2 separate regions of the Mus musculus genome follow, and region 2 is linked to region 1. A link is a loop called in an ENCODE intact Hi-C map of the cell type or tissue named here. Cell type or tissue: heart. All regions are shown on one strand. Links, peaks and the distances in the headings refer to the core of each region. The heading gives the core; the rest is flanking DNA.

The links. A loop is a pair of places that touch in the nucleus more often than their neighbours do. Peaks named below come from ENCODE experiments on the same cell type or tissue, not always from the same donor. Only the 100,000 strongest peaks of a DNase experiment are listed, where the experiment ranks them.
Region 2: it touches region 1 in a loop (2.9-fold over the local background); 7 of 42 quality-filtered maps call a loop at or near these places.

What each region holds. Positions count from the first base shown.
Region 1 is chrX:101,668,990-101,674,370 of GRCm38, reverse strand. Ogt (O-linked N-acetylglucosamine (GlcNAc) transferase (UDP-N-acetylglucosamine:polypeptide-N-acetylglucosaminyl transferase)) reads right to left here. Exons shown (of 22, transcript NM_139144.4): 13 at 4,456-4,614; 14 at 4,251-4,340; 15 at 1,798-1,923; 16 at 1,158-1,328; 17 at 932-1,048; 18 at 659-829. Among named protein-coding and RNA genes, the nearest start is that of Gm52429, 24 kb to the left of the region's middle. In heart, for the core only: a CTCF peak has its summit at 2,282 (motif pointing left); no DNase peak of the experiment used is centred there.
Region 2 is chrX:101,447,109-101,452,489 of GRCm38, reverse strand. It overlaps Nono (non-POU-domain-containing, octamer binding protein), which reads right to left. Exons shown (of 12, transcript NM_023144.2): 12 at 3,897-4,896. The coding sequence ends at 4,762. Itgb1bp2 (integrin beta 1 binding protein 2) reads right to left here and starts at 3,381. Exons shown (of 11, transcript NM_013712.2): 1 at 3,254-3,381; 2 at 2,980-3,029; 3 at 2,829-2,885; 4 at 2,604-2,749; 5 at 809-903; 6 at 646-704; 7 at 466-536; 8 at 276-375; 9 at 1-16. The coding sequence starts at 3,317. In heart, for the core only: no CTCF peak of the experiment used is centred there; a DNase peak (open chromatin) is centred at 3,439; H3K4me3 peaks cover 1,104 bases; H3K27ac peaks cover 934 bases.

The DNA of each region.
Region 1 (5,381 bases), core at 161-5,160:
AAAAATTAAGGGGGAGGGGAATGGAGAGATGGCTCAACAGTTAAGAGCACTGACTGCTCTTCCAGAGGTCATGAGTTCAAATCCCAGCAACCACATGGTGGCTCACAACCATCTGTAATGGGATCTGATGCCCTCTTCTGGTGTGACTGAAGACAGCTACAGTGTACTCATATACATAAGATAAATAATCTTAAAAAAAAAAAAAAAAAGAGCCGGGGCGTGATGGCGCACGCCTTTAGTCCCAGCACTCGGGAGGCAGAGGCAGGCGGATTTCTGAGTTCAAGGCCAGCCTAGTCTACAAAGTGAGTTCTAGGACAGCCAGGGCTACACAGAGAAATCCTGTCTCGAAAAAAAACAAAACAAAACAAAACAAAAAAAGATCTGAATTGAAAGGTTGTGCAGGATTTGGCCAGAGAAAGGATAAGTTTACAGAAGCAAAAACTATATGGTGCACAGAAAGGCAAATACAAAATGTTAGCACAGTAGGTTCTCACTAAGGAGCCTGATAGCTGAAGCCAAATGACTTTAAAACCAGACACAGCTTCAAAAGAGCCAGTTCCCAATAAGCTTATCTCTTACTCTGTAAAATGGAGTGGCCATAAGACTTAGAGGAAAGGATGGGTGTCATGTATGTGATACATAATTACAGTCCTTTTACCTGTGTAGTCGCCAGTCCATTGCTAATACTGAATCCGTTAATTGTTATCTGAATCTGCCCTCTGTTAATCATTTCAATTACTGCTTCTGCAATCGTATTCATGGGAATAACGGGCATATTAAGAGCTGTGTTACTGCTGTCTGGATTGTCACCTCCATCAGGACATTTCATCTGGAAAAAAAAAATCAGCAAGACAAAAATGAACTATAAACAAAAAAAAAAAAAATCACAAATTTGATTTGCTTCAATGACAAATGCTGACTAGGTTCTGACCTTGACAATCTTCACATCGGGTAGGCTATCGAGAAATGCTTTGAGATCGATGCCATTCAGAACTATCCGATTATCATAAATGTGCCCATTGGATTTAAAATCGATGACTGCTTTTTTCTAATGGAAAAAAATTCAGACATCCCTTTTCGTAAAGGTGAATCTGGACAACAAAGGGAGGATCAAACACAGTTCTCGGGGTTTCCTCATATCATTGTTTTCTGCCTACCTTCAGGTGAGGGAACATATTAGCATGATCACCAATAAAGAAAGTATGGGGCATATAAGCCAGTTTCTCAGAATACTGCTCTGCAACTTCAGCTGGGGAAGTTTCCTGATCAGTGATGATGTAATCCATGAACAGTGCACCACTAGTCCCAGGGTAGCCCAGCCACATGGCCTTAAAAAAATACAAACAAAAACAATCAGACCAAAAGCTAACAACTGTTATCCATCCATAAACCTACCAACTTACTGTAGATATAGCAACCATCTCCCCAAAGGAGTTCTTTCAAACGAGAATCTTCATCAAAAGGCTCTCAAATTATGTATGTAAATAAATGAGAGGCTGGTTTCATTAGTCAAGAGCAATCCAGCAGCCTTTCCAAATAACTTTGTGTTAAGGTGTTCTTCAAATGTGTTAAGCAAAGGAGCTGTTAATAGAAAACCATGAAATGCCTGTTTCCACTGATATTTTACTGGTAGGCACTATGTCTACACCTAAAAATCTATCCTCGTCCATTCCAAGAACACACTTTTAAAATAAAGAATGTCTATTTTTGTTTTCCAGAGCAGTTAGCCAGATGGAGAAAACCCAAAACCCACTATCTTTTCAGACCAATAGACATTGTAAGTGATTGTTCTTTTACCTGAATAGGAGCTGGCCTAAGAGCAAAGAGCTCATTCCGAGCACCCTTGGTATACCCATTCATATTCACAAGGATGTGAATTCCATCTTGGTGGATGCGGTCGGCTGCTTTTCCATTACAAGGAATCTGTGGAACACACAGGAAGAACGATGTAGAATCTTAGATTAATACAATTGGTTTTAATAACATTAAACAGAATTTAGAGACCTAGATGAAAAAAAGAGATGGGAAAGCTAGGGCCAGTGGCTCACTCTTGTGTCCCAGCACTTGTTAGGTAGAAGCAAGAGGATCAGAAGATAAACACCAGCCTCAGCTACAAGAGACCCTGTCGCAAAAAAAAAGATGAGGGGGGGCTGGAGAGGTGGCTCAGTGGGTAAGAGCACTGACTGCTCTTCCAAAGGTCTTGAGTTCAATTCCCAGCAACCACGTGGTGGCTCACAACCATCTGTAATGAGATTTGACGCCCTCTTGTGGTGTGTCTGAAGACAGCTACGGTGTACTCAGACATGATTAAAATCTCTCACATAATCTACTGTTTACCTCTTTGAAAGAAAAAAAAACAGGCTAAGTTTGAAGGAAAAAAAAAAGGAGATGAAAACCAAGTCAGTGAACTAGGCAACATAGAGCTTAGGACTGCTATAATATCAAAGCATTGCAGAGATAGAAAATAAAGGAAGCTAAGCTTCCATCTAAATTGAATGGCTTAGTAAGTTCCAGAAAGGAGCTAGTATTTGAAATAGGCCTCAAAGATGAACAAGAGGCCAAGCACATTGTTACGAGCCTGGTAGGTAAGCATTATGACTTTGCAACCAGCTAGAGATAAATACTTAAGACTCTGTCTTAAAAAATAGACAGATAAGCCACATAACAAAAGATGACTAGAAGTTTGACATAATATAATTACAATGGAAAGTGGTATAAACAGAGGACTATAACAGACTCAGTAAGAGTGCTAGTGCTTCCTATACAAGCAAGATGACCTGAGTGTGGCTTCCAGGATCCATATAAAAAGCCAGATGTGGCCACCCATGTGCACCTCAAACCTTAGGTCTGTGGAGGTTGAAGGCAGGAGGATACAGAGTTTGCTAGCTTCCAGCCTAGCCCCAGGTTCACTGAGAGACCCAGTCTTCAGAAAAGAAGGTTCAAGAGTAGTACTGCAAGATCTCCACAGTTGACTGAGCATGTCTGGACTTCATTTTTGAGGCATGGTCTCTAGCCCAGACAGACCGTGAACCCTGATCCCACTGTCTCTGCCTCCACCTCTAAAAATGCTGAGATTATAGGTATGAGCCATAACACCCAGTTTATACAGTGCTACAAAGCAAATCCAGGGTTTCATGTATAATAGGAAAGCACTATACTACATTAACTATGTCCCCAATCCAGTGACTTATTTATACATGTGTTTACATGCAAATATATGCATACTTAGTTAGACATATTCATGTCTAAAGGTATATTTCTTTACTTGTCACCCATGTGAATAATAGAACCTACAGCAAATTAAATTCTCCCATAGGTTTCAACTTTAATTCATCACAAAATTTACAGAGTAAAGAACAGAGCCAAACACAGAAATAAAGACAACTAACCAGAAGGGCATGGTAGCACCTACCACAATCTCAGAACTTATAGAGGGCTGAAGCAAAAGGAACACTACAGAAGGCCAACCTGGTCTACATTGTGTATTTCAGGCCAGACAGGGTTAGGAGCATAGTAAGTCTCTGCCTCAATGCTCCCCCTGCCACCCTACAAAAGAATGAAACAACAAAGCTGGGGGCTGGTGAGATGGCTCAGTGGGTAAGAGCACCCGACTGCTCTTCCGAAGGTCCGAAGTTCAAATCCCAGCAACCACATGGTGGCTCACAACCACCCGTAATGAGATCTGATGCCCTCTTCTGGTGTATCTGAAGACAACTACAGTGTACTTACATATAATAAATAAATAAATCTTTAAAAAAAAAAAAAAAAAAAAGAAACAACAAAGCTGGGCGGTAGTGGCGCACGCCTTTAATCCCAGCACTCAGGAGGCAGAGGCAGGAGGATTTCTGAGTTCGAGGCCAGCCTGGTCTATAAAGTGAGTTCCAGGACAGCCAGGGCTATACAGAAAAACCAAAAGAAAAAAGAAAAAAAAAAGAAAAAAAAGAAAGAAACAACAACAACACACAAACATTCTCAGAAATAGGTAAGGCAACTTTCTACTACTGTGTTGTTTTATTTTTAATGAGATGGGGGCCTCACATAGCCTTTGCTTTCTTTGAAAGAAATCCTCATCTTCTTAACACCCAAGATGTATTTCCTTTTTAAACTATTTATTCTTTTATTTATTCAGTAGGGTTTTGTTTTTGTTTTGTTTTGTTTGTTTTTTCCTAGACAGGGTTTCTCTATATATAAAACTAAAAATCTTTTAGGGGAAAAAAAAAATGGAAGGATCAGAACGATCACAGTTTTACCTGAGAAAGATCAATGAAATGATTGGCTTCCGCCATCACCTTCACTCGAAAGTTTGTACCATCATCCGGGCTCAAGGCATAGCAGAATACCTGAAAGGCAGGGAGGGGACAGTGTGCTCAATAACCTTTGCTCCAACCTTCTCAAAAGGAAGTGAAGTTAATGCTGAAGATGACAGGGTAAAGCCACCAAAAAACCCATTCTTACCTCAAACTTATCAGGATTATGCATGCCTGGAATAGACTGCATAAGGTGTGAAGTAGGGTGATTCCCGAAGTCAGAACTCACATAGCCTACACGCAATCGGCCATCACTGAGCTTCAAGTCTTTTGGATGTTCATATGGTGGTTTATGAAGGACATTAATCTAGCAGCAGAATAAATGGTCATTAGGAAAATCAAGTCATGTGTAAATGTTTTATCTAAAAAACCGTTAGAACTGAGACTGGTGATGAAGCGCAGTTGGTAGTGCGCTTTGCCTAGCACATATAAAGTCCTAGTGGTTCTGATGCCAGAACCACATGAAAAGCAGGCATATGGTATCCCAACCCTCAGGAGGCTGAGGCATATGGATCGCTGAGCCTACACACTGGGTTACCAGCCATCCAGTATCATGTAGTGAGACAAAACAACAACGACAAAAACTACATGAGCATGTTGGTGCACCCCTGAGACCCTGTAATTGTGAGGTAGAAATATAAAGGATCTGAGGTTCGAGGTGATCCTCAGAGAATTTAAAGCTAACCTGGCATACATGAAACCTATCCCAAACAAAGCTAAAACAAATGATGACAAATCTAAAATTGGAGAGCTGGGGAGCTGTCTCAGCTGTTAAGAGCACTGATTGCTCTTCCAGAGGTCCTGAGTTCAATTCCCAGCAACCATATGGTGGCTCACAACCATCTGTAATGGGATCCGATGCCCTCTTCTGGCCTATAGATGTATTTTATATGCAGCAGAGCACTCAGAAATTAAACATTAAAACAACCATATAAACCCACACCTATGAAAAAAACTTTGGATAGCAAACTTCATTTAGTTCATGTGGCCAGTTTGATGTCACCTTAGCAGTTTAGGTCAGCAGTTCTGTGGCAGCTGCACAGTGTGCATGCTTCATACATAACCTGTACTGAG
Region 2 (5,381 bases), core at 382-5,381, 220 kb after region 1:
GGCAAGATGCTGGCAGCTAAAGAGAAGCAAAATAAGGCTGGTAAAAAGCAACTTTTACCCCAAGAGGAGTCTCACCAGGGTATAAAGAAACAAGAAAACTCAGAAACATCAACTATTTCATATGGCCTAGACTCTGGGCTATGGAGTGATAAGAGCAGAATCTTACTTGATTTGTATCAAAGAAGAAGTTAAGGAGGTCAGCCATGAGATACTGGGAGGAGAGCTTATCTCTGGAATTGGGTCCTAACCGAGTGTTGAGGAAACATGGGGCTTACCTGCTTTGCCCAATCATGTCTACCAACTCTACATCCTGGCTGTGCCAGGAATGCCCCAAAATCCAGAGTCTGGATACCACAACAGCTCCAAGACTTCATCCTGAGGGAGGAATAGAGTGTATTTGAATTCTACCCCCAAGCCCTTACTCTTGTCCATATTGGGAGAAGCCTGCCCAGTCCCTTCTCTTACCCCTCATGAAACCGAGGTGCCCCTGGGTGATAGGTACACGGAGTAGCATCACTCTCAGGACCTTGGTAAACCTAAGAAGGCCAAAAGTGAAGTAGGTTATTCACATTCTTGCCTATAACCCAGGCATCCCTCTGGTTATCTCTCAGCCACATGCTTGAGCCCCGCAAAACTCTCACTCACAGCATCACATCCTGGGTTCTGGCAGCTGGAACCAGTCCAGATCAGACTATTGTCAAGTCCTGGGCAAAGGAAACAGTCAGCAACCTGTTTTATTTCCCCCACCCTACTGGCATTTACATGAAATTGCAGTCTTTGAGATCTGTCCTATGAAAGACCTACCTACCTGCTCCCGGTTCCTGGTCTAGTTCCTTCTGTTCCAAAGCCACTCCCAGGGCTTGAGATATAAGAAGTGGTAGCAGTTTGGGAGGCATCTCAGACCTAGAGGTTATAAGCTGGCATTTAGTTCCGACTCATTCATCAGAGTGACCAGCTCTAGCACTCTTACCCATGAGAATAAAGTCAAGTCAGTTTGGTGAAAATGAGCAGGGTCAGAGAAGTCATGTAGCAACTCCATTGGCAATTTTCCTCTCTGTGGACATTCACATTCTAGAACCCTGGGAAAGTACCCAGGGCTTCCTTTCTGGCTGGATGCTTCTCTTCCACATTTCCCCACAGAACTGTATCACTTTCTCTTCCTCTATTAGACTGTGGACCTTGTATTGTTCTCTGGAGCCTCGTGCCTTGCTAATATTACTTCCTTTCTTTGATGGAAGATGTAGCTTTTTATGTTTTTGTTTTGAGTCAGGGTTTCTCCATTTAACCCTGGCCATTCTGGAACTCACTCTGGAGACCAGAGCTTGCCTCAAACCCAAGAGATCCACCTGTCTTTGCCTCTTGAGTGCTGGGATTAAAGGCATGCTCTACCAGGCCCTGCAAGGTGCTTTTTTTTAGGGGGTGGAGAGATGGTTCAGCCAGGGTTGGGGGGTGGGGAGAAGACCTGGATTCGGTTCCCAGCACCTACATCAGGTGGCTCACAACTGCCTGTAACCACACACATACATATAAATAAAAATGTAAAAAAAAAGTTAGCCAAAAATAAAAACAAAAGTTGAGATCTCTGATTTCCTGGCCAGCCAGGGCTACTGTTTCAAAAGGAAATTCAGTTAGAAAACTGAGTTTTTGAGTTTTATTAGTGTGACACACATACTTCAGCACGTGTGGAGAGGTCAGATGACAACTTTGTAGAGTCAGTTCTCTCTTCCAGTCCTAATGTAGGTTTCACAGACCAAACTCAACTTGACAGGATTATGTAGGAATCACCTTTTTCTGTTGAACTATAGACTACTGGTTCTTTTGTTGTTTTGAGATAGGTTACCACTTGGTAACCATGACTGACCTCCAACTCACTGTACAGAATGGAGTAGCCTCAGACAAGTGGTGATCCTGCTGCCTGCCTCTGCAGTGTTGAAATGAACCAACATTTGATTTTTTTTTTAATTTTCTGTAGCCCAGGCCAGCCCAGTATCTACAGCAATTACTGATTCGGCATTCCTGGGTACCGGTATTAACAAGAATGAGCCAACAAAACACATGGCTGTAAGATTTCTTAAAGTTCTTCCAAGATCTTAAGAGATCAATACAGGTGTGTTGGTGGGGGCGTGAGCAAGGTACAATGATACACATGAAAATGTGATAATGAAACCCACCATTTTCTATACTAAATAACGATCATTAGAAACTAAAAATACACAACAAAAATAGCACTTCATTCTCAAGTAAGTGTGGTAGTGCCCACCTGTAATCTCAGCATTCAGGAAGTTAAGGCAAGAGGATTGCCTTCAAGACTGAGCTGACAGCTTATTTCTCAACAAAACCAAACACTGCTCTGCTGTATACTAAGCATGTATCTGAGGGGCTCTCTAGTCCCTAGAATAACACTATCTATTCCATCTTCCTTTCCACTGTCTTATAGCAAAGGACTTTTCTTGATACAAATTTCCCCCACAACAAAAGATGCATCATCCAAGTCAACACATGGCCCTCCTCAGATCCCTAGCCCCTAGTTTCTGAACCCCAGTGAGCCACTAATTCCTAGGGAAGCTACATGGACATAGATCAAAGCCCCCAGGTCTCTTTACTTAGGCCTTTCTCGGAACAAGGTCTCTGCTGACTTTGGAATTGTATTTAGAGGTTTTTGCTCCTGAAGTGAACTTGTGGCAGGGCCCTCAGGCTGAGGAGGGACCTCAGGCAGCTTCTCTGCACAGTGTAGTCCCACAGTACAGCCCTAGGACAGATTAAGGAGAGAAGAGTTAGAAGTACAATTCTTCTATAGGGAGCTGAATCCAAGGAAGTAAAGGGTTTACCTTGATGTTTAAGAACTCAGAGAAATCTACAGTTCGCTTTCGGCAGCAGGACCAACCCTGGGAACAAGAGACCCAGAAATCAGCTTAGATTTTCTGGGCATATTTCCTTGTAGAAAATGTTCTTGCTAAGCCCGCATCGCCCATTCCTCACCTTAAGTGCATCATGAAAGATTGGCACCCCAGGGTGATAGCGACAGGAATCTGTAGATAACCAGCACAAACATCAAGGCAGAAAGGTAACCAGGCCAAATGCCATCCCAGTTCTCTCCAGGTTCATGTTAATGGCATTTCATGGAATGTGGAAAGTCAAGATCGTCCAGACCAATTCAGTTAAGCCCAATTTTTGTTCTCCCTGTTCCCAATGGCCAGCTACACAGCTGACCCTAAACACCTACCCAGAACCCTGAGGTAAATAATTTACTCACCAGGGAGATTGGTATTGGGGTCAAAGTGTTGCCCACAGCCTTTGTTATAGCAGAGCAGAGACATGGAGACACTGAAGCTCACTCAAAGGGTATTTCAAGGAGTCTGGCTGCAGAGTGGGGAACACCTCTTAGCCTGAAGGCTTTTAGCTGCTTAGAAGGGCCAGCTGGTTCTATCTTTAGTTCAGGAGGCGTCCACCTCCAAACATGGGCAAGGGAACTTGAGTTGGGCTTCCCAGCCAATAGAAAAGTGTCCCAGAGCTGAGGCTCAGGAAAAAAGGATCAGGAAGAGCCCTTGGAACTTGGGCGAGGTCAGTTAACTACAGCAGTTTTAGATGTTGCCAATTCCAAGCCTCTGACATCCCAGCAGCTGCTCAGAAACAAAATACTAATTAAGTTCCCCACTCCCTGTGTGGGTATGGGTACAACCCCCTCCATTTTCTGCCATTACCTCCAGGTAGTGCCAATAGCACTGGTCCTAGCCATTCCACAATACGTAGCACCTTCCCCTGCCCAGGTTTGCCTGATGTTTTAATATTTCAATTCAAAGGTCAAAGATCACCGCTATGTAGTCTTATTGTATATACCTCCCAAGACAGAATTTCCTCCCCTCCCTTTTTTTTAAAGAAAAAAAAACAGCACAGAAAATGAAAAGGCTTCAAATGTATTTTAATAAGGTGATGCTGCATGACGTCTCCATTTCTCAGAAAACTTTCCAAACTGAAGGTATCTGGAACAATTCATAGTATACCAATAAAAATGCACAGCGTAGCTACCTAAGATAGGCAAGACTAAGAGCTACTGTCAGACCTTCACCACACAGCAACCCTGTTCCCAAGATTGTACTAGGCCTATCAAGAAAAGCTGTGAACAGCAACATCAGAGACACAAAGTGTAGTCCTTACCCAAGAAAAAGATGGAGGCAAGGTAACACAAGATTCTTTTAAGATATACTAAAATGAAAACCTCTAAGAGAAAATGTCTTCCTTAGGACATGAAGGGGTCATATATGAGATATAACACAACCGTACGTATGCTGTAACCTCTGTGGACATTTGTCTGAATTCTTACCTGGGAGTGAATGGAGGGATGGGGCTAGGTCATTGGAGGATGTTTATGGTTTGTGGTATATATGGCAGTGTCTCAGGGGTTGAGGGGAATAAAGATGAGAAAGTAATTAAAACAAGAGAGAGAGAAAGAGAGAGAAGGAATGATCAAGATTAATGGAGCTCTGAGTTCATTTTCCCATGGTTCTCCAGGCCCTCAACAATCAATATAGTTCAGGAATGCACCAGACAGTCTTGATAAAGCAATATACCACAGACTTTGACTTGTTGAATACCACCCCTCCCTTGCCCCTCTGCCTTCAAGCATGCTCCCTAGAGTAGTACAAGCAGGGAAGGCCTATCTATTGGGAAGAACCCCTAACACTTTTCCAGGGTAGAATTCTGGCTAGTCCAAAAAGGGCCCTTCTTTTAAGGGCTGCAGGAAACTAGACAATGCAACTTTATCTAATATCGGCGGCGTTTATTTGGAGCAAATTCAGCTCCCGGAGCTGGACGGTTGAATGCAGGAGGAGTTCCACCAATTGCTCCAATTCCTTCCATTGTTGCAGCTTGGCCAAAACGTTCAGTTGTTGGTGGGGTCTTAAAAAAGAGAAAGAGAACAATGTTACAGTAGAATCTATCTCTGCAGGTTCTAGCTCATCTAAGGTTTCTTCCCACTACAGGCCATTTCTACTTAACTACTCAAGTCTCCTCCTGACTGTTAGGAGACAGGCAACCAAGTCTGTTTAGAGCTCTAATGGAGAACCCTGAGAGGAAAGGCAGGCTTTACTAGTTACGGCTCCAGTCAGTCATCCATCCATCTTTATTTAGCTTTCTATCCACATTTTACATACAACTGACATTTCGAGGTTGCATAGGTTCTAGCCAATTTCTTTTTCATGAGCCAGGAAAAACAGACTATTGTTCTTTAGGAACCTTACATCTATCCAGTTTTGGCCCATTCCATTTTGACATTACAACCAGAACAACTTCAGGACTTTATGAAGCACAAGGCCCTTGGATTCACATCTGTTATATATACATCATAATATCTAACCTTCCTTGACTTCCCCCATGTAAAGAAC